Linked DNA regions of Homo sapiens: regions 2 and 3 are each linked to region 1. The links are chromatin loops, found by intact Hi-C in ENCODE. Cell type or tissue: GM12878. All regions are shown on one strand. Links, peaks and the distances in the headings refer to the core of each region. The heading gives the core; the rest is flanking DNA.

Region 1 (10,080 bases), core at 1,309-9,308:
CAAAGATAAAGAGAAAAGGGGGATAGATTTCTGTCTGCTCCTTTCTCTTTTACTATCCCAGCTAATCAGACTTGTGAGCAACTCTGGATGGAATGAAAATGAATTCTCCTCAAAGCAGTCTGTGTTGGGATCTACTGAGACGTGCTCACAAACACATGCAACACATACATCCTCATGCATGCACACACATGCATGCACAAGCACACATGCACACACAAGCACACATATATATCCCACCAATATTTTTAGCAGTGTTCATACAGGCAGTGTTGCAAAAAGGCTGGAAGCATTTCCATGTTCAGCAAAGCTCCAGGCTGTGCTGTGTATTAATAGCCTACTGGCCAACACATGCACAGTGTTTCATGATGATAGCATCTTATTGTTTTATTTAAGTTGTTTGTTTTCTTTTTGGCCAAGGGAGGAAATGGGCCACCTTCTCTTCCCTTTCTCCTTTCTCCTAATAACTGTCCACATGCACATTTCTATATTTAACTCTTTGGTGTCAAGGAGAGGGAAATCTTGTAATTTTCTGGCATACTGTGTATGTCTTCTGTTTCTAATGCCTGTTGACCTTGAAAAAGAATCCTACTTGCCTTTGGCAGCCTCAGGAAAATTTCTTTTCCTAGCCCTTTTATTCAGAAGCCTTGATCCTTCCTTCTGAGGAAGAATTTGTGTCATGGAGATTATAGTCATTCTCCAGGATTTATCCAGTTTCTGCAGGGGCAGAGGCTTGTGGTAGTCTGTCTTGTGTAGACTTTAAAGCCCATGCTGGTTACATGGTGAAAAATTAGGTTTTGTACATTTTCCTTATGTTTACTTTCCCCCTTTGCTCCTTGCATGACATCTTCACGTCCTTGATATTTATTGATTATTTCAGATAAGAGCCCTTCTGTACATGTTGTGTGTGTGTGTGTGTGTGTATTGAGAAAGGGAAAGGAAGGAAAAAGGGAGAGGAAGGCAAATACAGGGGAACAAAGACAGAGTTTGCACAACCCCTGCTGGGCCAGCAACCTCTGCCAGTGAATGAAAAACAAACCTGAAAAGGACTTTCACTTTCTAAAGCAGTGGTTTCAATAAAGTACTATTTCACACCAGTCAGAATGGCTATTATGAAAAAGTCAAAAAATAACAGATGCTGGAGAGGTTGAGGAGAAAGGGAATACTTACACACTTTGGTGAGAATGCAAATTAATGCAGCCCCTGTGGAAAGCAGTTTGCAGATTTCTTAAAGATCTAAAATAGAATGAATATTAGACCAAGCAATCCCATTACTAGGTATATACCCAAAGGAATATAAATAGTCCTACCAAAAAGACACCTGCACACGTATGTTCATTGCAGCACTGTTCACAATAGTGAAGACATGTGATCAACCCAGGTGCCCATCGACTGTGGACTGGATTAAAAAAATGTGGTACATATTTTTATACCACATTTTTTTGGCCATGGAATACTGTGCAGTCATAAAAAACAAGGAAATCATGTCCTTTGCAGCAACATGGATGCAGCTGGCAGTCGTTATTCTAAGCAAACTAATGCAGAAACAGAAAACCAAATGCCACATGCTCTCACTTATAAGTGGGATCTAAACACTGGGTACATAAGGACATAAACATGGGAATAACAGACACCAGGGACCCCAAAAGGAAGGAGGGAGAGGGGGGCAATGGAAGAAAACCTAACTATCCGGTACTATGTTGGGCGACTGGATCATCATCAGAAGCACAAACCTTATCATAACGCAATATACTTATGTAACAAACCTGCATACAAATACCCCTGAATCTAAAATAAATAAAACAATGGTTCGGGGGAATAGGCTGGTGAGGCTCTTGGCCAGATTGTAGTGCTCTGGGGAGGGTAGAGCTGTCAGGATAAGAGGACCAAATACAGAGAACTTGGAACCCCACGATGAGAAATTTGCATTTAATTGGCAGTGAAGAGCAATGGAAAATATGTGTGCCAGGGAGCGCCAGGTGCAGGCTCACTGGAGTGGAGGGAGCCTGGGGCTGGGGAGGCGCACTGGGCTGCTGTTGGAACCCTCCGGAGGGCGGAACTGCGGCGGGAGCTGTAGGAATGCTGTGGAGCTAACAGTCAGGAAGGACATTTCAGAGGTCTGTGACTGGCCACTGACCTGATCAGGAGTGCAGGAAGCGGCAGGAGGCAGAGATGGCTCCCAGCCAGGATCCGGAGGCCCGGGAGGGGCGGGTCTTCCAGCCTGGAGGGTGAGGCCTGGAGTGGGCGGGGCTCCCAGCCAGGAGGGTGAGGACTGGAGTGGGCGGGGCTTCCAGCCAGGAGATGAGGCCTGGAATGGGCGGGGCTCTCAGCCTGGAGGGTGAGGACTGGAGTGGGCGGGGCTTCCAGCCAGGAGATGAGGCCTGGAATGGGCGGGGCTCTCAGCCTGGAAAGGCGGACTGGAGGGGGCGGGGCTCCCAGCCAGGAGCTGAAAGCCCCGGAGGAGGAGGCCCAGGAAGGGGCGGGGCTCCCAGCCGGTAATGGGAGGCCTGGAGGGGGATGGACTTTAAAAAGGAAGCAGAAAGGCCAGGAGGACGAGCTTCACTGGAGGTGGGTAAGTTTTGTTTCAGACCTGTAGGGCTGAAAGTGTTGACGAACACCTGGGAGAAAATGTCCAGTCACCGTCACTGCAAATGCGGGTCCGACCTTCAGGAGAGGGATTTGGACTGAAGATGTGGGTAGGAGCACCCTCTCTTAGACAAGAAAAATTGAGACTAAGAGGAGATGAGATCGCTGGGGGATCATAATTAAGTAAAAACTTGTATCTCTAAAATCCGTCCTGACATTTTCATTTATAGGATATACATATGTATGTATCTGTTATAATCTGAAATGTGTCCCTCAAAATTCATATTTGAAGCCCTAACCTCCTCATACCTCAGACTGGGACTGTATTTGGAGATGAGGCCTTTAAAAAGATAATTAAGGTAAAACGAAGGCATTAGAATGGGCTCTAATCCAATATGTCAGGAGTCCTTATAGGAAGAGGAGATGAGGACACAGACACCCACAGAGGGAAGACGGTGTGAGGACACAGGGAGAGGACACCATCTGCAAGCCCAGGAGGGAGGCCTCAGGAGAAACCAATCCCGCCCACACCTGGATGTGGGGCTTCCAGCCCCCAGCACTGCGAGGGAATAAAGCTCCGTTGTGTAAGCTGCCGCATCTGTGGTATTTTATTATGGCAGCCCCAGCTACTAATACAGTACCCCTACCGATACATACATATTTACCCACATGTAGCCACACACATGTGCACATATGTAATCTTTTTGCCTATAAAAAAGTAAGCAATGCCTAAAAGTACAGGTGGAGAGAAGGCTAAAAAGCACAGGCTCGAAGAGACTGCCAAGATACAACGATCCAACAAAGACACATCGTATCAACAGTAATGATTTCCTAAATGTGAAGGTAATTTGGATGGCTGGTTTATAGTTTTCATGCCCGGGAGTTTTCCAAGGCACAATGTATACCCTTTGCGGCAGCTTACTCTCCTGAAATGTGCCTTCATGAAATTAGATAAACAGGGAGAAGATATGAAGTACATCTGCCTAACACCACGTTAGAAGAATCCCCGGGCATTTGCATCTTATGCGATGATATGCTGGCAAACCTTGGCCAACTTCCAGTCTTGTCCTTATGACAGGGGACTGCTGTGTTGAGTTCCCGTCTCAGGCCTCACATCCACCTTGGCCCTGCCTTGGGAGCCTGTAGGTGTGGGCAGAAAAGAGGGACGCTGCCTTCCTGGCTGGGCCTTTCTTCACACACAGGCACGAGGACCCAAGCTCTAAAGGATGAAGTCCCCATGGTCTCCGAAGTTTTCATTATCATCCCCCTCCTAAAGCTCCACCTTGGAGGCAATGCACTGTAACAAAAGGACCAGCACAGTGCCCAGCACACAGAAAGCTATCAATCAATGTCAGCCTTAACCATTATGTTGGTTGACTTGCCATCCCTCTTCCTCAACTGCAAACTATGTGAGAGAAAGATTCATGTAACCTTGGTATTACACAACTCCATCGTGGTGGGTTCAGTTGCATTTGTCAAATGATTCAGAGTAGGACAACGGGAATTTTCTTTACAACATCACAGCATTGTAAAGTCTTTGCTTTGCACGAAAGTGTGGGACTGAAGAAATGATTGTGCAGGTTGAAACTGTGAAGCAATTTTAAGAAGCAACAAGGAAAATTATGATTGTTTCATAATCTTCAAAAAATTTTTAAAGTGTTAAGAACTGTTTTACTACTGGTCGTAAATGTATAAGAACATTTAAAGATAGCAAATTGAATACTTATTTAGCCTGTCATAATTTAAAAAATGAGAAACATTGAGAAATAGTGTTTTATTTCTTTGTAAAAGACTTATGGAGAGTAAATTGAAAAGGGCTTTGCCACCTTCTCATTGTGAAACTTACAGTATGGACCAGGCATCTTTTCTATGCCTTGGCAAATTGTCACATTCCTTTCTATATTTGGATAGGCTTCCTACATTTTGTCCTGCACACTTTCAGTGCTGTGAAATATCTCCAAGAGTTTCTTTAATATGAAGTTTTTGCCAGCATCTTTATCCTGAGTCCCTCAAAAGACACATCCAGAATCTCTCAAAAGACAACAGCATCAACTTTCCCACCATCAGCTCTTTCTTCTCTAAACTCGTTTACGTCTGAGTCAACTTTCACCTCCTGCATTCTCACTTTTTGTTTCTTTGCTATACTTTCCTCTTCATTGGCTACCTACCTCTCTTGAGTATTCATTTCTGTGAAATGTCACGTGGGTTTGTCACTGGGAGCCAAGAGAGCAGCACGACCACACGCTTTGCTGTCTGTGTGGGAACTGATAACACGGAAGGACTGAAGGACGTGATGCGGTTAATCACTGATCATGATGCACATCTGTTATTACGTGGTGGTCTGTGGACTGCAGAGCAAGCAGCAGAGGTTGTCCCCCATGCAATCACTCACAGTTAATGGTGACTGAAATTGGAACCATGTTGTTAGGGGGCTGGTGTTATTTAACCTCAGTTGCCACAGGGCAATGAAAATTCGTGCGTTTGGGAACTATGCAAGGTGAGGACTGCCTGAATGTTCCATAATGTGATGAGTGCCTCACAAACAGGGTGTATATTATCACTGAGTTTTTTCATTATTCTTGACCTTCAATATATAGACATTCTTGTTGATGGTATCAGGTTGTTTCTGCGTGAATGAGCTTTACTCCTCTGAGAAATGGCATTCCTGACCCTCCTCTTTGAATCAATTGCACAAAAGTATCTGAAGGAAATTTGCTTACCTGCTGCTTTCTATGGAAGCTTTCCTGCAGCATGACCTAGTGTCTGTTTCTGGTTGATGATTAACCATGGGGAACAAGCGTTTGAGATAAAGAAGTTGCAGAACTTTTTAGAGAATGTAATATGTTAATGTGCACTGGGACTCTCCCTGAGCTATATCAAGTTTCCTGGATTCTGAAATGCTATAATTTTAAAAGTGTCATAAGGTTAAAACAGCTTTCTAAGAAGTGCCTTTGTTGGAAGAATACCCAGGAATGGTGCGCTGGACAGCTTTTGTACAAGTCTTGCATTTTCTCAGAACTATCTCTCATCTTGGCCATGGCATCAGTCACATCCTGAGTGGCTCACCTTGACTTGGGTTGCCTCCTACTGCAGTTCTCCTAAACTCTGGTGGGGGACACGGGCACAACCCACCCAATACTCGTATGTGCTTTACCTGGAAATAAGGAGCAGAGGAGCTAGGGGAAGGAGCCGATGGCTAAATGTTCCTGCCTTTTTTCCCTCAGGCAGACAGTTCTAAGGTGCACGCTGTAGGTTGCTGGGACAACCCTGGCAAGATCTTCCCCCAGACATCCACCTTGGCGGCCGACTTATTAACTCATTGGTCTATTGACTTTTGCTCCTTGCCTCGCCCCTGATCCCTGTGCCCTCTTTCTAATAAGCTACCTGCTGGTGAGGCTCTGCCTTGGGGGAAACCCAGGCTGAGGCAGGTGGGATGTTATAACCAGGGAGGCCTGAGTCCTGGGTCTTTGCCTGGGGTCCCCAAATAGGAGAGGGATTGGAGGAGGTATTGTGGGGGAGAGTGTTGCAAAAGCCCAGAGGAAAGGAGTGCTGTTACCACAACAGAGGAGACATGAACCTGCACAGACCAAAAACAGGAGAGAGAGAGGGAAAGAGAAAGAGAAGGGGGAGAAAGAAAGGGAGAGACAGAGGAAGGGAGAGATGGGGAAAGAGGAGAGGAGAAAGGGAGGGAGAGAAAGAAAGGAGATGGAGAGAGAAAAGGGTGGGGAGAGAGATAAAGAGAGAGGTAAAGAGAGAGAGAGAATCATCTACTACATGATTTCTTTTTTTTTTTTTTCTGAGATGGAGTTTCGCTCTTGTTGCCCAGGCTGGAGTGCAGTGGCGTGATCTCGGCTCACTGCAACCTCCATCTCCCGGGTTCAAGCGATTCTCCTACCTCAGCTTCCTGAGTAGCTGGGATTACAGGTGCCTGCCACCACGCCCAGCTAATTTTTGTATTTTTGGTAGAGACGGGGTTTCACCGTGTTGACCAGGCTGGTCTCGAACTCCTGACCTCAGGTGATCCGCCCGCCTCGGCCTCCCAAAGTGCTGGGATTACAGGTGTGAGCCACCGCGCCTGGCCATGATTTTTTTTTTAACCTATAAAAGCCTTGAGTAGTGATGGACGCGATTCCTAGTAATGTGGTTTACTAAAGGGTCAGGCTGTCAGTTCACCACAAATACGCCACAGTAGTGTTTGGTATTCTCTCAATGTTCCACCCACCAGAGCATACAAAACAGCCACATTCCCCAAACACTTAATTCTCAAAACATACTTGTAGAGGAGGGAAGCCTATTACTCCCATTAGAAAGATGGAAAACCAAGGTGAAATGATTAACTGAGCTACCAGGGCCTCAGAAGAAAGTCGCTGCTGAGTTTGGGATTGTGTTTTCAACTTCCTGCCCACTGTGGGTGAGCTCCACCTTTTACTGGAACCAACTCCAAGGAGGAAGTTTTGCTGGGTTTCCTGGAAGGCAGAGGTTTGCATCTGCATGCCCTGCGTGGAGGCATTGTATTTGGGGGCAGGCAGGAGAATACTGTAGCTGGTGTGCCCACAGAAAGGGAGGGAGAGAAGCCACTGGGAGTGAGCTGGGCTTGGGATCGGGCTGTGTCCTCACCAACTGTCTGCCCAGGCATGAACTTGCCACTGCTGTGGAAGAGTCTGACTGCATCCAAGAATGCCAAAGGTTGTGGCTGAACTCACTTCTCAACAGACTTGGATCATGTTCATATACTATTCTTTAAAAGATCACCATTTGTAGTAGAATGTCAAAAACCCAAAGATGTTGCTCCCGATGTTGAGCTGTAACTATTTTCTGTGTTGGTGGAAAAATATGAGAGAATTAGTTGCCATTCATGAATCTCAGTGATACACAGACAAAAGCATGCTTCAATTTTGTTTCTTTGTTTTTGAGTGGTTCTGATTTATTTTCAGCTTTTGGGTGATGTCTGGGGCTGTTTATTGAGGACGGGATAAATGGGGGGGGGACCAAAATATATTTGGCATTTATTGGTGGTGTTTTATATTTGTGACTTGATTTACTTCTTATCACAACCCAGTGAGACACGTACTATTATCATCCTTTTAATAGATGAGCAGCCTGGAGCTTAGAGAGGTTAGGTAGCATGGACATCATCAGGCAAGTTAAATGAGAAAGCCGCCACCCATTCCCAGCTGGGGCTGACCCCAGCGCCTGTGTTATTTCTGTTGCCCTGAGCCTCCCCAGGCTTCTTAACCCACATGTACTCCTAGCTTCCAGCAGTGCTAATTTACACCGTGTACCAGCTGGAGACATTCTGGAGTGTAGACTGACGCAATAATCCCCAATGATAGGTTTGCCATGTTTTTTTTAAATGTGTTTTTTCCTACTTTTTATTATAGATGTCAGAATTTTCTCCTTCCCTGAGTTATCTTTGGACTTAGATGTATATAAATGTATCTGGTTGGAGGTGGGGGGAAAAGTGGAAGTGGAAGACCACAAAAGTAAAAATTACATTTGAGTGTATTTCACCGATTCTAAGAGGAATGCTTTCTTCTGCTCCAACCACTCTGAAATCTCCGGGTCCCATACTCCCATCGCAGCTGTGTGACATGGTTGCCGTGGCCTTTGTGTGAACATCAAAGCTCAGAGGATGGGTGTCAGAGGCTTAGATGAAAATCCTGAAGACAATTGTCTGGCACTTTTCAAAGCTATACGGCCTCACCAAAACCCTCCTGGAAGCTCTTGATGGCTCGAGGTTCAACAGTGTCTGGGAAGACATGGATATAAAAGATCCAGAATCAAAGAGTGATTCCAAAGAGTTAGAGGCTGACTGTGAAGTCTTAGGCATACTGTAACCCAGTGATTTACCTATCTTTGCTTTTCTGCTCATGCAGAAGAGTGATATATGATGAATAAATTCTAAGTTCAATTAGGCCTAAAAGAGCTCTTGTAATATGCTTTAAAAAGTCTAAGTGATAAAACATTGTGACAGATAGAGTTCTGTCAGTGTTTATATTTTCTTAGTCCTTCATTAAATAACAGTGTGTCTTACACCAAGGCAGTTTTGGATTCCATAAAATATGGTAGTAGTTATGTTTCATGTTTCAATAGTCATCAATCTGTTTTTAATGTATTCATGGAAAAATATGTGGGCCATCTTGCTATTTAACTATTTTTGAAATCTCATGGAAGCCTGCCAATGTTTTTGCAATTTAGCTAAGAAGCTGTCTTGCTTTTTGAGAGGGGAAGTTCCAATATTGTAAGCCTAGGTTTCTGAATATATTTTTGTTTTTTAATAAATGTAGAAAGAATGTTTTTTGTTAATCCTGGCATTTGTCTAGAGCAAAAGCAAAATAAATGAAAAGTGAGGAAAATTAAAAGGCTCACGTTATAACATGTGCTGTCTAGAGAATAAAAACTCATTTGTGCAAAGTTGGTATGGCTTTTATGAAAATATTTCAGTCCGAGCACCTTGCCTGTTTGCTGCAGTGCTGACTGACTCATGATTAGGGATCTGTGTTGCCTTTATTGCTCTCGGTTTGCCCTATGGCTTGATTTATTAATATATTTAAATATACAATTTTAACCTTATCATTGGTGTGCAGGTGTATTTATTTATACTATCTTTGCTTTTAGAAAAACACTATTATATCATAAAAATATTTTAACCTTAAATTACTTCCCACAGGCTTCAAGTTTTATGCAGTTCATATCTGGGCATAAAGAGAAATCAATATACTGTGGCCTGCAGGGCACCAGCCTTTGGTGTTTGTCAAACGTTTACAGATAACTAATGTCCCACATAAAATAGATCCATTCTTTCCATCTTGCACATCTTGCACCTTTCTTTTTTTTTTTTTTGTATGACCACTGCCGTGTAGCCATCATGTCTGGACTGATAGTAGTTTCTAGGCTTGGAGGAAACTGCATTTTCAAGAAAGCAGGATGCAGACATCCCCTGAGGAACACCTGCATTAAACATAGCCTCCCACCTAAAAAGAGCTCCCTGAGTTGGGAAGTGTCTTATTGGCCTCTCCTTCCGGCCTCTCCCACTCCCTATGCTGAAACCAAGAGCTTCGGGGCTCCCCTCCCTGCCCACCCTGGCAGGGAGCCCAGGGCCCTCGTTGCTCTCCCTGTCTCCTATGCTGTCCGAGAACCCCTGCAGCTCCAGGCCCTGGACCAGCCACAGAGTTTACTTCTACTGTTGCAATACTTTGAAGGGAGAAGAGTTTCAGCCTTTTTGATCAGTGGGGCTTCTACTTAAAATCCTTCCATGGCACCCCATTATCTCAGGGTAACGTCCAGACTCCTAAAGTGGCTTCCAAAGTCCTTCATTATCTGATGGGCCTCTGTGTACTTTCTCTCTCTTCTCTCTCCATTCCTGGCCCTCCTCATCAATTCTCTGGCCATTTTGAACTTGACTCAGTCTCCCCAATGTGCCAGGCTTTCCCTGGCTTCCCGGCTCTGCGGGAGGATGAGAGTGGGCTCAACTGTCTTTTGAGGGAATCCTGGAAA
Region 2 (10,080 bases), core at 615-8,614, 470 kb before region 1:
GCTTTAGGAAAATAGTCCATAAATTTGATCAGCCTTTCAAAAGAATCTATGATTTCCAGGAAAGGACAGAACTACGGCAGTGGTCTGACCCTCAGCAGATTTAATCCTACTTTTGGAGAGTTAAGGAGACTGGCAGGCTTTTTCCTTACTTACTACTGCCATCAGTTTCAGGCAGGCCACCAACAATAAGTAAAAACACTGGCAACACCAAATCCTCTAACCTTCCCTTTTCTTGTAAAGATGAGATGAGATAAACCATCTCATCAGCGTTTTGATATTTCACTCAAAACATTATTGACACAAGGCAATAACCCAGTGAACATTCGTTAAATCAATTCCTAAAGCAATCCGCCCAGTGCCTGTAATAAACAGTTATAATTTTAAAACAGAACTCATCCTCTGGAAAGGAACGAGAGGGGAGACATCCTTGTGAGCCCCATCTATGCGGCTGTCCCGTTATTCCAGGAATGATGTTGGGATTCGAGTTAGTTTCTGAATGATGACTATCAGGTTAAAACTTTCTCAGTGTGACTGTGAACACATCTAGGCCATCAAAGATGCTGGGGAGGTTTTCTGTAAAGAAGTCCTCCTGTGGGTGTAAACATGGCCCACAACCTATCAATTCCTAGGAACCTCAAAGGGGTCACAGAATAGAGGGTGGTCTTACGGAGAATGTTTGTTTTGCAATAAGTAAGAGGTACAGGGGCCTTAGTGATCCTTTTAAATTTAAGTCAACAATCATTAAATCTGAGTCCCCCTATGCACTGAACATTTCTGCTTACTTAAATTGCAGTGCATAAATCGGCTATAAAAGGAGGGATTATATCAACTATAAAATTCAAAAGTCACAACCAGGGGAGTGGGAAAAGTGACTGTGATTTAAAGGTGTTTGGAGGGTAGGGGTGAGCTGGCTCAGTCCTTCTTTTATCCTGTGTCCTTTGAAGATGAAAACTAATCAGTTTTTTCCTGGCCTTTAAGCTATCAAGGTTTAAAAAAAAAAGAGTCTGAAAAAAATAAACAAATGGGACCCACAATCTACCTTCAAATGATTTGGGGGTGAAATACTCTACTTTAGGCCCTCAAATATTTCTTGATGATAAAAATGTATGTCAGCTACTTCAATTAGTAACTCCTGATCCACTACTAGGTTGGGGTGGGGAACTCCATAAGCTTACCACTTGGTAAGAGGTAAAAGAAAGCTTGGGAAGGTAAGAGAATTAAGTGCTGTCTATACAATTCTAATTTTAGGTCTAGAAAAAGCAGAGATTAGTGGACTGGGGTAGTGTAAGAGGAAGGGTATGGAGGTGGAGGCTGGAGGGAGCTGATACCCAGGAAGTACCACAAGAAGCCCAGGAGCCAGGTCCTGCTGAAGGGCAGGGGCCTCATTACAGAGGGTGTGTGTGGAGTGGGCAAATTACAGGAGGTGGGAGAGTTGGGGTTGGGTCTGGGGCAGTAGGGGGTGTAGGCTGAGAAAAGTGATGTAAGAGTTTTAAGAAAACCTGTTTGAACATGGTATGGGATTGCAGGGGAGGGAGACCTGCCTACAAACGGGAACAAAGGGAATAGGGAGGGAAAGTTAAACCTGAACAACTTTCAAAGGGGAGGCAGGTGGGGTAGACAATGGAAAGGGCAGAAAGGAAGAGAGTCGCTCTGGCCACAGGCAAGTGTCCTGGGGCACTAAATGGTGCTTGGGAAGAAGTTTTAGATTGTTAGGGGGGTTAGGCTACATTCTTTTGCAGAGATTCTTGAATGTGAAGAAATGGAAAGGGATCCAGAAGGTCTTGGTCCTGTGGGATTCATACCCTGAAGAATGCACGTGGGATGAATCCCTCCACAGAGAAGTCAGGCATGAGCCGGCTGATGATATTCAGGGCTAAGCAGGGTCACTGATGAGAACATGAAAACACCCCTGGTAGGGCACAGGCACAGCAACAGGGGCTGGCAAGGATGAGGTCCCCAGGAGGCAGGAATCCAGACAAATGTGAAGGCATTAGCAGCGAGTGGTAGAGCCCTCTTCTGGAGTCAGGAGGGATGAAAGAGCAAAGAGGAACAGTGGAGAGGGAGCACAAGAGAACTCGTAAGTTGGATTTTTTTTTTTTCCCAAAGAGACAGACAGAGTCTTGCTCTGTCACCCAGGTTGGAGTATGGCTCACTGCAGCCCTGACTTTCCAGGATCAAGCAACCCTCCGACCTCAGCTTCTCAAATGCTGGGACCACAGGTGCGCACCACCACACCATGCTAACTTTATTTTTTTTTTGGAGAGACGGAGTCTCACTATGTTGCCCAGGCTGGTCTCGAACTCCTGGGCTCGAGCAATCCACCTGCTTCAGCCTCTCAAAGTGCTGGGATTACAGGCATGAACCACTGTGCCTGGCCCATGGTCACACAGGGTACATGTGCACACAGTAGGCACTCAATTTTTTTTTTTTTTGAGATGGAGTCTTACTCTGTTGCCCAGGCTGGAGTGCAGCTGCACGATCTTGGCTCACTACAACCTCCACCTCCCGGGTTCAAGCAATTCTTGTGCCTCAGCCTCCTAAGTGGCTGGGACTACAGGCACGCCCCACCACACCTGGCTAAGTTTTTGTATTTTTGGTAGAGACAGGGTTTCACCATGTTGCCTAGGCTGGTCTCCAACTTCCTGAACTCAAGCCATCTGCCTGCCTCTGCATCCCAAAGTGCTGGGATTTCAGACGTGAGCCACCGCGCCCAGCCAAATATTTTACTAATTAATTAGTCATCTCCAAAAAATGGGCAGTCGGGTCTTATACTATGAGTAAGAAGAAGAGAAAAGAAGAGCTGATGGATTACGGAGCAAAGGACCCCAGGGAGCTGGGGCAAGGCAGCCCAGCGGCAGTCAGACAGACAAAGTCCTCCCCAACAGCCAGGGACGACGAAGCTGAACAGAGGGGCAGCTCTTGGTCAGCTTTGGCATTTAAGACCATGTGATCTCAAGGTGCTCTTGAACAAGAATGGGTACACAGGAGCAGCCAAGTGGCACTCTGGAACCCTCTCCTCCTACTCAGGGTACGTACACAGCATCCTGTTTCCTACGCTGGATGGCTGGCTAAGGAGAAGGAAGGAAAACTAAGATTGTCTTATTTCAAAGGGCTGCAACTATATTCCAGCTGTTACAGGCAAGCCTGTTATGTTTCTTCCAACGGATGCCCAATTCACACACATAGCTGCTCTCCTCAAGAATAAACAAGTGGATTCTATATACAAATACCAAGGGCACCAGGTCTCCAAAAGGAGAAAAAATTTGTTTTACAAATGTCCAACCCAAAATGGCTTTCACATTTTTTTCAGGGTGAATTTTGCAGCTCTAACCCAGATGTGGCTCAGTGCGGAAGGTGGCTGGGAGAGCCACAAGGGACTGGCTGGTGTTCCCTCTTAAGAGGCAAAAAGCACATCAAGGGCACAGTGTTCCCTGGCCTTCCTCACAGGTTAGATTGGTCTGAGCAAATCTGTGATTCAATTAGTGTGAGTTCAGTTGCTCTTTTTTAGGTCAGTTCTTTCTTTTGTTTAGATTTGACTCGAGATTTACCTCAATTATCTACACCTCTGCTGAAGTACCTAAGCAAATTAAACCATTTAAAGTGATGAAGGGAAAGGAAGTGGACGGAGCTTTAAAACAACTTATGCAAATAATTTCCTCCCTCTCCCACCTCTGTTCCCTTCAATTACTAAACTCCAAGACAAGCAACTGCTTCTCAAACGAAAAGTCTAGACTCTTAAGTGTGAATGAGAAAAAACCCCGTGGTTAAGCCCTGGCTTGCAGAAAACTAAAAATTTCAGCAAATCTGGAATGAAATGTTACTTTGTGAGTTATACAAAGCTTAGCAGCTGTTCCCAGCCAACATGAAACCCGAAAGGGGTGATGCTATCTTTATCTTCTACCTAGAGTTAAAGCCGGTACTGTCCAGGACAGAGCTGCCAAGGAGCTGTCTCAGTTCTAGTCTGCTGAACACAAAAGACAAAGAAGCCAAGGGAATACATGGGCCAGCAAAGGACACCTAAACAACAACAAATAATAGACCCACCTGGAAGAAAGAAAATGCAGTTAATAATTAAAAAATTTAAAAGGATGCAAGTTCTTAATGTCACTTGGAAAATCCTTTTCAATCAGTTCAAAATTCAAAAGATTAAATCACATCTAACTCTATCTGGATTTCCCAAGTGCAAGGGGAGGAAACTATTTTATCAGGTTTCTTGGAAGGGAAAACACATTTTCTCTATTAAAACTTAAGTCCTGGCCGGATGCTGTGGCTCACGCCTGTAATCCCAGCACCTTGGGAGGCTGAGGCAGGCCAATCACCTGAGGTCAGGAGTTCGAGACTAGCCAGGCCAACAGGGTGAAACCCTGTCTCTACCAAAAATATGAAAATTAGCTGGGTGTGGTGGCACAGGCCTATAATCCCAGCCACTCGGGAGGCTGAGTGAGGCAGGAGAATCGCTTAAACCCGGGAGACGGAAGTTGCAGTGAGCCAAGATCGTGCCACTGCACTCCAGCCTGGGCAACAGAGCAAAGCTCTGTCTCAGACAAACAAACAAACAAAACAAAACTGAAGTCCAGCTCATAAAGACTTCATAGAAACCTTCTTCAGACCACCTGATGGAATCAGGCCTCAGATGAGCATCTCAGGGCAGGCAGATGGATGATGGAAAAAGACCAAAGAAGAATCAAAAGGGAGGGTGATGAGAACAGGGCCTTTCTTCTCATAAGCCTGAAAATTACACATAGGTTAACTGAAGAAAATATTCTTCTAGTGCGACTGAACTATCTCCCTCTGAGAAACCACTTCCCACTAGGCCCCTTCGTTCCGCCCCTAACAACCCCGTTCTATTTATTGTTCAGTTTTAAATGACTGGGCAGCTGCTGCCTAGCCATGCCCCTCTAGTATTGACCAACACTGTCACCAGCACCCCCCACACGTAAACCACCAACGAATGAAGCTCGTGGTAAGGGGGCTTAACTTGGAATGTGAACTGTCACCAGCACACCACACTTCCTGCGAACTCTGACAGACTGTCTCCATTCAAGAAAAAATGAAAAGACTACCTTAAGGCCCGGTGGGTAACCACCCAAAGATGAACAAGCGGAATTGCATGGTAGTTAAGGAGTAGGCTCTGGAACCACATCGCAAATCCTGCCTCTACCACTTGCCAGCAGTGGTAAGTGGCCTGACCCTTAGACAGTTAGGGAACCTCTCAGTTCTGCAATTTCCTCATCTGTGAGATGGAGACAATAATAATACTGAAATCATATGACTGTTCTGAGAAATAGATTAGTCAAATCTATAAAGTGCTAAAACCTGTCTGGCACACATGATACCATCCCTCAGTGCTTTTTATTATCATATACATGCTCACACCTGAGCACACATACTGTACGTTCACATTAGCAAGTGTCTATTAGTCCTTCACGTCCCCAGTGATGAGTTCAACAGGTGCTACAAACATTGTACTCCCACTGGGCAGTCATTTTCAAACTTTAGTATGCACCTGGAGAGCTTATGATAACAGATTTCTGGGCCCCACCTCCACATTTCTGATTCAGCAGGGCTGGAGTGGGGCCTAGGAATCTGTGTTTCTAACAAGTTCCCAGGTGATGCTAATGCTGCTTGTCTGGGGACCACACTTTGAGAACCAAAGTGTCATTATGTTCTAGGCTTCAGGCCTAAGCTTCATCTAGTTTATGTGCATAGAGAACCTTATGGAGATGAAATGGAAAAGGAGAATAAAGCAAAGATGCTCACTGCTCAAAGAATATCCACATATTCTTCCATATTTCCTGGCAACCGTATACCTTTGTGGTCAGGCAGGTCACATGACTAGTCCTGGCCAATGAGCTGTGAGCACAAGTACCAGCCATCACTTCCAGACTGCAGCCTTTCAAAGTCAGTATGTAACCCACTAGCTCTTTCCTTGTGGTGGCAACCTGGAAGCATGTGTAATGACAGAGTAGCTATAAGACAAGAGCAGCCTGGATCCCTGGGTTACCACTTGTAAGGGAGCTATACTAGAGAGCTGCCAGACCTGCAGAGGATTCTACACCAACAAGCAACGGCACTTTATGGGTTGAGCCACTGGGATTTCAGGCTTTGTTTGATACTTCAACATAGCTTCGCTTAGCCTGACTTCATTATAAAGAGGATGCCCACATCATCAGTCTTAAGCCCAACCTATCAAACAGATCTGAGATATTTTATAAAATCAGCCAGAATTTCTACCCTACTCTCATTCACTTCTATTCACCAAAACAGATGAACTGTTTTTAACCTCCTATTTTCGGTCTGTTTCTCACTAACTAAAAAAATTATTTACTGCAACATGATTATGTACTAGTTGCTAATAATTTAGAAAGCTCAGTCCGCTAAAATGTATTAAAAATGTGAAAAGTAAATACATTGGAGGATTTGTGTGTGTGTGTGTGTGTGTGTGTGTGTGTATACCACTACTGGAATCCCTTGACTTTAATTGAGTAGGGAGGAGCAAGAGTAAAGGGTTTCAATTTTATTTATGTAATCACGTGTGGACTGATAACTTGTTTTGCCAAAACAGGAGAAAGTGATCTCTTTAAGGGCATCAGAATTTAACCACAAAGCTACTTTTTTTAAAAAAAAATAATAGTTCTACTAATCTAGGAACATTTTGCAGTTTAACATGTAGGTAATGAGCTGTCAACAGTATACAACTTACCAGACTGTGGAATGAAACATTAAAAATATTTTCCTCAAAAAAAAAAAAAAAAAAAAACCCTCTCACAAAGATTAATACCTCCTTCACTGTCACACACACACACCAAAACACATTACAATCCAGAACACCTCAATTAACAACTTAAGACTACAAAATTCATGAAATACACAAAATTAAAAGAATTGGGGAGAGGGAACTAAGAAGTATGTAAGAGAATCGCATAGGACCTTTCAGGTCTGCAGAGCAAAGCAGCACTTCTTTGGAGGGCTATCTTTTAGTGGGATTGACAACTAATCTCAAAGGTGGTGGAATTTCCTGCTAGAATTCTCTCTAGCACTTTCTACAGAGAGCACTGGAACAACTCCTTTGTGTACACACACACATTTTAAAAACTCACTTGCTAAGGAGCTCAGTGACTTCTGCTTCCCACTTAGCACTGGCAAAGCTAAGCACTGAGATGAAGGGACCCTGCTGCTCCTGGCCTTCTCAAGTTCATAGGCCCCTCCAGTGCCTCATTCTCTGGGTGTGTCACATTCCATCTCTTTAGGTACTTCCATGTGGCCAAAAAGGAAAGGAAAAAAAAGGTAAACACTCATGTGATGCATTTGGTCACATTTATAGCTCAGCTGTAAAATCAAACTTGAGAATAATAAAAAGGCCCCAATGCTAAAGGCTGAATTTCTTTCATATGTTTCATAGCTATTCAGCAACTGTTGGGTTTTTTGGTGAGTGGATTATTTTCTTCATTTCTGTCTTTCAGGAGACATAAAAAAAGTCAATTAACAATAATGAAAACCTAAAGATCTAACATTAGTGAAGGTCTATTTTTAAAATCATGTAATACACCACTTATAAGAAATTAGAGAGACCAAGAAAGTCATCATGTACACCCTAAAACAGGATTATTTCTGTACTTTTCATAAGGAGCTAACACTGAGAGAGGTTCCCTTAGGATACTGGAAACAACAGGAATAATGTGCAATTAGATACCAAGTGGACTTATACACACAGCTAAAAAACTCAGCATCACATCTTACTATCACTCTCCCATAAAGCCCCAGAACTCCCTATTATTTAGCAAGGTGATTTTCTAAAACTCATAATGCATCCTCAAATCAATGTCCTTGTGTATGTACCTACAAGGGAAATATAGTGAGAATATCCAACGTTTTGAAAACGAAAGCCATCTAAAAGTGATTTCACATAGTTTCTGTGATTTCACTTGCTTGGTTTATTTCTCCCCCATAGTCCTGTTCATCACAAGAGACACTCAAACTATAAGTAAATTCCTGGGAGCTTATAAATGATATGCTTTATACAGCCAAAATGTCCAAAAAGATTTGTGGTTTCAGACTTTTACACACTGTTCCCGTGTCAGTAATTGATTTGTGAGAACTTAACAAGATGATCTCTGCTCCTAGCCTCAACCTGGCAAGGCCACCTTCTCCCTGACCCTGCAGGGAACTGCAGTGTGTGCTCAGCAGTGGGGCTGCTGCCCATTGGCCTCACTAATGTTACCTCCCCTTTAAGCTCTACCAACTTGCACCTAAATCTCAGCCCATTCAAGTGTCATGTGCCTGCAATGTGCAACATCTATGCAGATGTTAAGGCCATGACCAAAACCAGTTCTCAGCGAAATGACTCCCAAGCCAGCACACCCCAAGCACTTTGAAGTCCCTGTTCTGCGTGGACTCCATAGCACAGAGGTTGCCAGGGCCTGCTGCTCCTGGGGGCTGGTTTGTAGATCATATGACTGCTGAAATCCCTTAGATAAAAGCAGGCATTGTCCACTTTTCCTTGAAATCTTGAAATCCTGGATAAGACCAGCAATCAAGTAACATTTCAATCCTCCAACAACCTTAAATCAATTGATCAAATTCTTCTCTTTGGGCCTCAGCTCCCCCCTTATACATAATACAATATCTAGTAAAAGCAATTTTAGTCAGTGTTTAAAGCAGACTGATTGCATTTATATTAAATAAAAGATAGGATTACGTGAAGGGGGCAAAGCTTTTAAAACAAACAATGAACCACCCAACAAATTTCCGCAGTATCTTTAAACTGCTCTGGAAGCATCAAGAGTATTAACTGAAAAAGCAGCTCCCTTCCCTCCTTCTCCATGTTCAGCCTCCAGCCGCACGGATGAGTTCTCTGTGCCTATGACTGATGCATGGAGGCTGATCTCCGGGCGGCCAGCAGCTGTTCAAATCCACGCCTGGATGCTTCGCTCACTGCACCTCCTGGCTCCACCACCCCAACCTCTCAACATGTGTCCTTGAGGCTCCGCCTACCCGGCGGATGTTACAAGCACACCATCTCAAATGCAGTCGCCATTGCAACAGGCTGCAGGTCGCTTATCACAAGGCACCGAAGACAAGCTCTTCCACCCTCGGCCACATCTCTCCTGCAAGCCCCCTCTGTGCCATCCCCACCCTGAAACAGTCAGCACACAGATCTGCCACTTGCTTCCTGGGAAGTCCTGGTTTTTCTTACTTTTCCATCTGCCCTGAGCATCTAACAGTCAGACAACGAATTCCTATTTCTGGTATGCAATTCAAGAAACAGAAATTAGTGGCATTTCCCTTGCCTGACAGTATGACCAATGTCTATACAACAAGAGAATACTTTCTACCTTCAGCATAGCAATCAGGAGGTATAGCTGCCATGCATATGCACAACTATAGTTTAATTTCAAAACTAATTAAAATTTCAAAGGGAACAATTTCTCTTATGGAGAAAAAACCCAAAACACACAAAAACCCTATCTGAATCAGGAACAGAAAAATTTATACCAACCTATATATGTTAACCATGCGTTACAGCAAACCTAAGTGCACAGAAGACTTAAATTCAGTAGTATTAAAAGCTAATATGACAATGTTTCAAATGTATCTATTAATCTGATTATTAAAACCTGGGTCCAGCAATGCTCCACACTTATGTATATAATATCAAACCACTTGAGAACCAGTAGCAGGTATTAGCAACTCTGGGGAGTTTTCAACCCTGGGATTTCCATGAAAATGTCCATTAATATATAACAAGGCCAAGAAAGAGTCTGGTATAGCACCATGGAGTGCTGAAGTGTTCTCTACCTATAAAATGGAACTACTGAGAAGAATAAAATTAGCAAATAACCTTGAAAAAAGAATAAAAAAAAAAAAAAACCAACCAGGCCAGGCGCAGTGGCCCACGCCTATAATCCCAGCACTTTGGGAGGCCGAGGTGTGTGGATCACCTGAGGTCAGGAGTTTGAGACCAGCCTGGCCAACATGGTGAAACCCCGTCTCTACTAAAAATACAAAAATTAGCCAGGCGTGGTGGTGCACACCTGTAATCCCAGCTACTCAGGAGGCTGAGGCAGGAGAATCGCTTGA
Region 3 (10,080 bases), core at 1,348-9,347, 230 kb before region 1:
TAAATTCGGAATACCTTTCTAGGTTAGTGAAATTATTTTCCACTGGAAGGAACGTGGCTTAAAAATCAGGGCCAGTCATTTGCCCAAGGCCCTTCCATCTAGTGGGCTGATCTTGCTGTGCTATGCCAGAGACGTGGGCAGGTGGTAGCTTGACGTACAGAGAATTAGAACAAAAGGAACAGTCTCTGCACGCAGTATTTCTGTCTGGCAGTGATGCCCTGATAGATTGTCAGGTATCCTGACTGCTAACTTAGTCTTCTTTGCATATAGTACATCCAATGTTTGCTTAACTAGAAAATGCCGTTCTGGATAACTGAGATTTCATGGTATGCTCTGTTTTGCAATAAGGCCATGGCTACATTCCCAAGAAACCTTGGGTTATGAAAATCTAAATTAAAAAATGATTATTTCTTTTTCATGGCTCCTTAAGTGTCAACTTGATAAAAAAATAATTATTTCAATGGTTAAAAAAGGGAGACACTTTCCCACAAATTATTTGTTTTTTGCAGGCATTGCCATTGTAAAGGTATTTGATATATTTTGTTACTGAAAACTTAAAACTGAATTGTTTAATCAAAATGGGCAAAAACAATCCTAAATATCACAGGAGAAAGCCTATACAGCATACAAGATGGGAAATAAAAATCCATGTATTTACAAATAAGGAAAGTACGTTGTAGCAAACAAAGCTCATGGCCCCCAGTGGAGAGTAGAGAAGCAAGATGGCGCCTGGACCATCGGCCACTTAAACCAAACGTGCCTATGAATGCACTCAGCCTTTTCTCTTCCTTGCACAGTGCCAGTGCCTGTTTGTGATCATGATAAAACCAAGCATGATAGGGTTGTGGTTTCAATATATCCCCTAAAGCTCATGTGTTGGAAACTTGAAGCCCAATGCAGTGATGTTTGTAGATGGGGCCTAATGGGAGGTGTTTGGGTCGTGGAGGCCCCACTCTCATGAATGGATTAATGCCATTTTCTCAGAAGTGGGTTCATTATCCTGGGAGTGGGTTCTTTATTAAAAAAACAAGTCAGGGCTCCCCTACCACCTGCCTTCTGCCATGGGATGACTCAAGAAGGCCTTGCCAGATGTTGGCTTCTCAATCTTGGACTTCCCAGCCTCCAGAATCATGAGCCAATACATTCCTGTTTATTATACATTACCCAGTCTCAGATATTTTGTTATTGCAGCACAAAATGGACTAAGACAATATGTGTAATGCAAATCATGCTCCCATCAGTATCACTTTATTTCTTATTCACATTAAAAAATATGTACCATAGAAGCTATATCTATACATATGGTCATTACTGCTTCTGTGAATCAACCAGAAAATTTTTTAAAAAAAGAACATAGAGAACATGTTTTTGCTCTTTCTAATGTGGCATACCAGTCTTTATGTCAAAGTGTGGCCCCTCAAAGGACAGGCTGCAGGAAAGGATACACAGTGGACATCACTGTGTAACATGATCCTGGGTTCTCAAAGCAGTCTATTCTGTCCAGCGGGGAAGACCACCTTCCATTTGTTAGAACTGAGTGCTTCCCCGAGTGTGCCCCTTTCATTTAGAGGTGCTGCTAAAAGGATGCATTCACATCCACAAGCTGTGTGACGGTTCGTGTCGTATCTGAACGTGAACGACAGGATGGGAGCTTGGGAAGAGTGAAGGGCAAGGGAGAGCGAGAGGAAGACAGGATGATCCAAATCAAATGAAACACATGGGAACAACCTCCTTCCATATCCCCAAACTGCAACACTGGACAGGAAAAATCCAAAATTGTTGTAGGCGCATCCTATCTTTAGGAACAACGAGATAGCGTACACTCAGAAACCCCCAAGAGGAAAAGAAGTGAATTTGTCTCAGAAGAGAATGTTCTAGACAATGTCATAAAATGTGCAAGAGAACATTTACTTTTGACCAAAGCTGAAAGAAGAAATGTGGCCAGTGCACAGGGGTGATAGAGAGTAGGTACCCTTGTCCTAAGGAGTTTTGAGAAAGCTACAGTCTTCTGCTGGCACCTGGGGCTTATCCATTGCCATAGGAACCATTCATCTTATTGCTGAAGTTCTAAGTGATTTGAGATGAAGAATGTTTGCTTGAACACATTTTACCCTGTGGTCATCCTTCCGCATACAACTCTACCCTCAAAGCCGGAGTGCTTCCTGCTGCTGTGGAGCCGGGGTGCTGCAAACTTCTGGGATATTCCACAATTTAATGCCAGTGATTAGGATTTTTGTTAGGAAACTCCGGCAGGCAGATAACTCCAGCAGGTCCGAGACAAGTTGGTGTAAACGTTGGCACGGACTGGCTCACCTGTTGTGTGATTAAGTCATGGGGCTGCCTCTTGTTCTCTTTGGGACAAAGCCAGGCAGCATTTGTTCAAGTGAAAATTAAGGCTCTGTGTGGTGTGTGCCTGTATCAATAGAAACAGGCAAGCAGATTCCGCAGGGGAAAAGACTGAGCAAGTGGGTGGGAGGGACGACCCCGCAGCTGTGTTGAAGGTATCTCAGTCAAGGATGGCTTGGTGGCGAGAAACAAAAACCTACTTAGCTTAAGTGAAGTGGGATTTGTTGTAGGGTGTCAGGGGACCCACGGGGAGCTCAACAGGAGGAAGTGGAGGCTGACATCATGGGAACCTGAAAGCTGTCTGGCAGCTCCTCATGCACTGGCCCAGGCTCTGTCATCTCTAGGGCATGTCTGCCTCATTCCCTTTCTTTGCAGAGTGGGTCTTTACAAGGCCTCTCTCCCATCACAGGGGCCTGCATGTGGACTTGAGGAGGCCGTGGTGCCCAGGAGCGCCCCAACTCAGTATCACCACACAGCTCAGGTACCCAGTACTCCCAACACAGTGGACTCTATTAGGAGTTCTTAAGGCAGGAGTTCATAACCAATGGGAGAGTGGGACCTGGCCATCATGGCTAAATACTGGCATTGGTAGGAGGAATGCAGAGCTCTGATAAGGGCAACAGTAGCACTGGCTGTGAGTTACAGAGAGAATGAGTTGGCGGTATAGCCAGGAGAGGGTTGAAGGGCTGCCAGTTGTATAAAGAGGTTGAGTAATTGAAGGACCTTGTGAGAACAGAGATCAGAAATTTGGAGGTTATTAGGGAACAAGATGGCCCCTGGGGAGAGGTGGATCTTGGAAAGGTTGTGATTTGCTAGGGGAGCAGGTGCTGAGTTAGGCTTGGGTGAGCGCTGGCAGTGGCCAGGCTGGGTATGATGCAGAAACACTCTGATAAGTGTCATTTACATGGGTGGCATAGGGAGAGGCCACTTACTGGCAGAGAACTCGGACTGGAATTGAAAGGGAAGGACGGCCACACCCATCGTCACCACTGAATGGTGGGGGTCAGGGGAGACAAGGCAGGAGGAAGGAGATGTCTTCTCCAAGGAGAGGCAGGAAGCTGAAGAAAGAGGCGGGAGAGGAGGTGTCTGCATGATGGAAAGCTGGCAGAGGTGGCCCCAGTGCATGAGGCAGGGTGAGGAGATGCCGCTGGAAGGAGGCGACGGGGAGGTGGACCGGTGAGGAGGGATGGTTGATAGGGTTAGTACCAGTTGAAATGCCCTGTCTCCCGTAAAGGAGGCAGATAAACCACGTCGCAGAAGCACTGGGTGGAAGTAGGAAAGAGCCACATTAGAGGCAGGGAGGAGTTAACATGGCCTTGGCGGGATATTGCAATTGACTAAGAAAGCAGAGTTAAAGAGGAATGGGTGTGCATGGGCATGCGTGCACACACACACATACATACACACACACACACACACACCCTTGCTTTCTCCAAGGTAAGCTCAGGGATTCTGGAACAAGAGGAATCCTAGGTTTTGTGTCAGAGTGACCCTTACCAGGTGGCTTAGAGCATGCCCAGTCTGAATAAGGTTTGGAATTCTTTGAGGGTCTTGGTGTAACTGGACCCTTGTGGCCTATTACAGTCAAGATCTACACCCCCAGCTGCTTGGAATAAAACAAGTTTCTGATTTGCTTTTTTTCATTTATGCCAAAACATCCTAAACCAAAAAACCAGAAGACACATTATCAATTAAAGTACTAGGGTGTCCAGAGCTGAGACCAAATTGTTCTCCATCATATTTTGCGATATTTACCAACTTGCTTTTGCATGACTCAAGTTTATGTCATCAGATTATTTTGCTTTTAAAGCACTCTACTAAACATATAGCTAACCTTTAAAATTAAATGCATAATTTATACTCATTATAACATATTATGTGGCTTCAGTTACATTGTAATCTTTTGACCACATACTTTAATAGCGCTTGGCTTTTTTGTAAATGCCTAGCAACAATGTATTAGACATTATTGCATCTATTATGTTAACACTCACAATTTGTGTTATTGTAAAGCAGTTTCAAAAAACAGTTGAGCCTACAGTGCACACGAAAGTGATCTGAAAATCTTTTTCAATTTAGACGTAGGACTAAATGTAAAATATAATTCCTGAAGGATCTTAATTACTACAGTCTGTGTGTGTATTTGATAAGACTTGTGGAATCCAATTGTTGTTAAATTTTTATATGATGGACAAGTAGGAATGCTTTGGGGCCCCGTCGCTGTTAATAAAGCTCTGAGTCGCAAATATCACACACTTGTCAGACATGAATGGTCCTTTCTTTCTTAAGCTGCTGTGATGTCATTTTGCCTTATTTGGCTTCTAGCCTGGGTTCTCTTTCCAGTGCAGTCGACAGTGATTAGTCATTTCAGCAGGACTTCCCCATCAACATCTGCTCCACCAGCCAGTTACATGTGAGAAAACGTGGGATGGTGCTTTGAAATTGCAAAGGCTTATTGTGCAGATGGCGGTGAGGAGGAGATCTCGGCTACCCCACATGAAAGACCAGCGCAGTGGAGGATACCTCTCTCCACACCCACACACACGCTCCTGCTCAGCCTGCAGTTGCTCATTCTCTAGAGAATCCTCCCCAGGGAGTTCACACCTGCCTTTGCAAGATGCTTCCATGCACGGATTGGTAAGACATGGTCCTTGCCCTGGAAGAGGCCACTATCTGGGAATACATGTCACTTCCCACGTTTCTGTGCTCACAGCTTCGCCTCCCATCTCTTCCTTTGGAAGGTCCCAGCTACTTTCCAGTGGTCAAAGATTGGTGGCTTCTTTTTGAGCCTTGTCCTGGTTGACTTGTGTGATGGAAAGAGCACTTGAATGGGAGTCAAAATATTTGCTTTAGAATTTTAACTTGGTTTTTCACCCACACTGACCTTTAATTCTTTCAGTCAATGGTTGTTCTTCAACCTGAGCATGGTGGTTGCATTCCTTGGCCTGAGAGCCTTCCTTGGCTTTCCATTGCTTGTGGGGTACATTACCAATTTTATTTTTAGCCTGGCACCCCTTTCCCGTGTTTTCTGCCAGGTTCCCCCAAGCCCATGTGTACTTGGCATTCTCTAAATAATAGTATTTTAGGCCTGGGTTCTTACCGAATCTATACACTTGGTCCATAAGGCCCCTCCTTCCAAATTCTCCCTCTGCTTCTCCCCGCCGCCCCCACTGCTTCCCCCTCATTCTCCAAGGCTCAATTAAAAACTCATATGGTGAAGGCTTCCCCAACCTCCAGGCAAATTGAAGTTTTTATGCTTAATACCCATTTATTCCAACCATATTGCATCTTATAATGTATCATAGCTATTTGCATATTTGTTTATCAGTTTTACTGGATTATGGGCTTCATTATTTCATTTAACCTACTTTCTCATTGTGTCTGGCATTTAATAGGTGCCTAATAAAATTCTATTGATTACAAATGGGTAATTTAACTTCTCCACTTCCCCAGACTGACTACAAGCTTCTGGGGCAGCCAATCTGCTTTTCCTCTGTCTTTTCTCCATAGAACTCAGCTCAGTGACTGTCACATAGTAGATGCTTAATAAATGTTGAAAGTGGTAATGTAAGAAAGTGACTGAATAAAGCAGCAATGCAGTATTTGCTAGACAATATTCCAAGTTGAGGGGTGAAGTGGGAGAAAGATGGTAACAATGTTAATTTTAGGGATGGAGAACCTGCAGGAAAAAGGACATCTTGTGGGCATGACTCTAGGCTGTGTAGTTTGCTACTCATTTCACTTCTGTGGCCACTCCCCCCGGATCTCATCTCAGGTAATGCCAGTGCACTCTGTCGACAAGGCCACGTTCCCCACTGACTCACCTCACAGAAGCCTTTGGGTCTTAGGAGAGCCAAAGATTCTCGCCAACTGAGCACCTCCACCAGGTGGAACGTGGGCAAATGGGAGAATAACCTTAATGATCCTTGTCGCCCCCAGAAGGTCAGGGCTTGTTTATTACCTGAGTCCTAAGGCCCTTGCTGTTTCTGCCCTGCTGGAGATCACAGTGGACCCCAGCTCAGTCCAGCTTCCCACCAGGGCAGCAGGCCCTATGTGACCAACACAGAGTCTTCATTAGAAAGTGTGGGTTTCTATTTTTCAGTTTTTCATTTTTGGAACCCGGCTCACTTGCTCTGTAACATTTAACAGTTTCTGTTGCTGTGTTCCAGGCATTTTGCTAGGGGCTGGCACCCAGTGATGGGTCCAGTGAATGCAGTCCCTGGTCTCAGGGGCTCTCAGGCCAGGAGGGGAGGCTGCAGACGCTCACACATTGGCCCACACTGGACTAGCACGCAGGTGGGGTGCTCTGCAGGGGAGGTGGGACCAAGCACACAGTGCACAAACGAGGGGCCTAGGGAGGCCTGGGAAGTGACTTGGCCCCCAGGGCCTTCTGTCTGGACTGATGACTCAGGGCAGCCAGGCCGGAGAGACAGGGCAGGCCACTGAGAACGAATCAAGTAAGAGGCTAATGGAGGCAACAGTACAGGGAATAGGAAAGAACTTCCAGAGTGTTCTTTTCTCTGCCCACGTGGCAAGGTGAAACTTATGGCTAGGTAGACTTCTACTCTGTTATACCAAGTGCTGCCTGCCTCCTTCTGCTTTCCTTCCTCCCAAAAGTTTAACTCTGTCTCCATTTTCTCTCCATGAGCACAGGCATGTGGAAGTGTGGCATCACACACACACACCCACACCCACACACCCACACCCACACACACCCACACACACACACACACACACACACACACACAGCCGTGGTCTCTACTCCAGCTGTCAGAATGTCTGATTTTTGGGAGGGGTGGACTCACCTTTCCTCTGCCTTATCACCTCCAGCTAGTGAGGTTTTGTTCCTACTGAAACAGTAGAGAACAAAGAGAAAGAGGCTAGGGGAAACTCAGAGCTCCAGCAAACAGAAGGGATGGAGAAAGTTCAGCTGCTTTGTCGTGGTTGTTATGCAACCACTTTGCTAGCCCTTACCTGGAAAAGAAAAAGTGGAATTGTATTTTTGGACTGCTAGAGCTGGTATAAAGAGTGAAACTATCGTAAACGGTAAAATGATAATATCAATTTCCTTATTTTACGGATTTCATAACTCAGGCAGAAGAGGAGTTAAATTGTAATAGTGCAAGGAAGTAGCAGAGCAAAAGTCACTGTCTGTTTCTTGGAACGATTTCTGCCTAACCAGTGATCATTTCTCAAGCCCTCTGAAAGCATGCCAAAAGCTGTCTGCAAAAGTAGCAACGGCCGAGCAGCCAGTACGGGGTGTTCTTGTCTTTGGGTGAAATGCTGAGCAGTTTTTGCAGTTTTCTCTTTAACTGGCTTTTTATTTGCTTTCATTTTAAGCAGTGCCTTCGTGTGGAAAGTGCACTGAACTAAGACTCAGAATATCTGAGTTCTAGTTCTACCCGGCCACAGCAAACTACCTGCCTTCTGGAGGCTGGGATTTCTCACCCATGAAAGCAGAAACAATCCAATTAGAGCTCTTTCATGGTCCATCCTAATTCAGGGGGCCAGGGTTTGGCAAACTACTGCCCACAGGCGGGGCAATCTGGCCACCGCCTGTTTATGTACTGTTCACAAGCTAAGAGTGGTTTTACATTTTTTCAATGTCTAAAAGAATCAAAGGAGAATAGTATTCCATGATACATAAAATGATATGACTTCAAATATCAGGATCTATAAATAAAGTTTTATTAGAACACTGATCTACTCACTCATTTGCATATGGTCTGGGGCTGCTTTCCCAGGGCAATGGCAGAGCTGTGTAGTTGCCATAGAGACCGTATGGCCAGCAGAGTTCACTCTCTACCTGATCCTTTAGAGAAAAGCTGTCCCTGTTGGCCACAGTACAACCTACTATCTTATTTTCTGCATTTATGAAAATAATAAAACCTCATTGAGTTACTGTAAGAATGAAATGAAATAATGGATGTGAAAGAATTGTGACCAAGCTAAAAGCATAAATACTCATCAGATGCACCTCAAATGAATTGAGGTGCATATTTATTATGCACCCAATATGATGCATAGATACCCAGCTACTAGGTGTTGCTAGCTGGAGGAGAAACAAGCCCTTACTAATAATATGCACAAAAACTAATGATATTTTTATTCAGCAGTGTTGAAAACATACAGGATAGGATTGCAGAGGTGGGAAATTATGTGTGCGTCTGGAAGGGAAAATAACAAGAACTTATTTGTCAGATTGGTGTAATTCTAAGTGAATTTTTAAATGTCTCCGTTAAACTACTGTTATAATTCTGTTTAAAAATAAATAAGAGTTTAGTGGGATATGATGGTGCAGGCCTGTAGTCCCAGCTACTCGGGAGGCTCAGGTGTGAGGACCTCTTGAGCCCAGGAGATGGAGGTTGCAGTGAGCAGAGATTGTGCCACTGCACTCCAGCCTGGGCGACAGAGAGAATCCCTGTCTCAAATAAATAAATAAATAAATAAATAAATAAATAAATAAATAGATAAATAAATAAATAAATGCAAAAGGAAAGTACCTGCCCCCCAAACTTGTTTCAATACTAATGTTTTAAAAAGGCTTTTTATTTCCAAAGTGAATGCTGAACTGCAAGGGGTAAGGTCTAATTGTCTGTATATTCCATCCTCAATTGTCTGCAGGCAGCACTGTGTCTCAAACACTTGAAAGATTTATATTGAAATATTAGAAACAAAATACACTTTTAGAAGAATTACAATAGCTGAGATCTATGGTTTTTGTTACAATAATATTGGAATAACCTGTCACCAATTAGACAGCTCATCTTTTACATATGTGTTTAACAAGAAAAGCAAAATTCCCCTTGTTAAAATTAACTTATTCAGAAAGTTGCAGGGGTTGGGGTGGGAGAGTGAACATTTAAAATGGGATTGAGTCAATTTCAGGGTTGGCAAAATGCAGAGGGATTGAATTTTCCCATGAGAGATTCAGAGGTTACATGTGCCAAAGAATAATCTAGAAACAGCAGAGCTTGGGGTTTTGCATCTTGTTCTGATAGTGACTGTCTAGAAAGCTTCCAGATCAACTCAGTTTGTCTCCCTCTGGTATCTTAACTAGTAAAAATGATGTTCTTGGCTGGGTGCAGTGACTCACACCTGTAATCCCAGCACTTTGGGAGGCCAAGGTGGGAGGATTGCTTGAACCCAGGAGTTTGAGGCCATCCTGGGCAACGAGCGAGACCCACGTCTCTACAGGAATAATTTAAAAACACTAGCCAAACGTGGTGGTGCGTGCCTGTGGTCCCAGCTACTTGGGAGTCTGAGGTGGGAGGATTGCTTGAACCCAGGAGTTTTAAGACCAGCCTGGGCAACATAGGGAGACTCTGTCTCTATTTTGTAATTTATAATTTTTAAAAAATAAAACAAAATAAAATAAAAGTGATGTTCTTTCCCCATGAAAGTGATCAGCTGTCGGGTTCACCTGGTGGAGTTTGCTGCAGGGGCAAAGCCTTATTGTGAGCTGTGAATGAATTCATCTGCACAGAAAGCAGGGTTGCCCCTCTTCCTGTCCCAAGGTGCAGGGTGGCTGGGCACCCCAGGGAGCTGGGCTACTGACTCCTGCGTCAGTGAAATGGTTCCTTCTGGTATTAGCTGCGGGACCTCGGGCAAGCCATGGAAACTGCTGAACCTTGACTTCCTCATCTTTGAATGCGGTGGATCTAAGCATGTTGACCGAGAACTATCCATGGAAGAGGGCAGACACCCTGCCTGGCACATAGTACTCTTTCAATA

Evidence for each region. A loop is a pair of places that touch in the nucleus more often than their neighbours do. Peaks named below come from ENCODE experiments on the same cell type or tissue, not always from the same donor. Only the 100,000 strongest peaks of a DNase experiment are listed, where the experiment ranks them.
Region 2: a loop joins it to region 1, with 10 times the contacts of the local background. A loop is called at or near these places in 3 of 110 quality-filtered maps.
Region 3: it touches region 1 in a loop (9-fold over the local background); 5 of 110 quality-filtered maps call a loop at or near these places.

The regions. Positions count from the first base shown.
Region 1 is chr6:6,679,385-6,689,464 of GRCh38, reverse strand. No RefSeq gene overlaps it. Among named protein-coding and RNA genes, the nearest start is that of LY86-AS1, 62 kb to the right of the region's middle. In GM12878, for the core only: no CTCF peak of the experiment used is centred there; DNase peaks (open chromatin) are centred at 4,004 and 4,834; H3K4me3 peaks cover 754 bases; H3K27ac peaks cover 2,566 bases.
Region 2 is chr6:7,149,786-7,159,865 of GRCh38, reverse strand. The region is part of intron 1 of RREB1 (ras responsive element binding protein 1); the gene reads right to left. Among named protein-coding and RNA genes, the nearest start is that of RREB1, 47 kb to the right of the region's middle. RefSeq lists an enhancer at 2,753-3,419 and a silencer at 8,904-9,069. In GM12878, for the core only: no CTCF peak of the experiment used is centred there; DNase peaks (open chromatin) are centred at 3,665 and 5,125; H3K4me3 peaks cover 3,440 bases; H3K27ac peaks cover 7,234 bases.
Region 3 is chr6:6,913,413-6,923,492 of GRCh38, reverse strand. No RefSeq gene overlaps it. Among named protein-coding and RNA genes, the nearest start is that of LINC03055, 33 kb to the right of the region's middle. RefSeq lists an enhancer at 4,642-4,691. In GM12878, for the core only: a CTCF peak has its summit at 8,145; a DNase peak (open chromatin) is centred at 4,802; H3K4me3 peaks cover 317 bases; H3K27ac peaks cover 386 bases.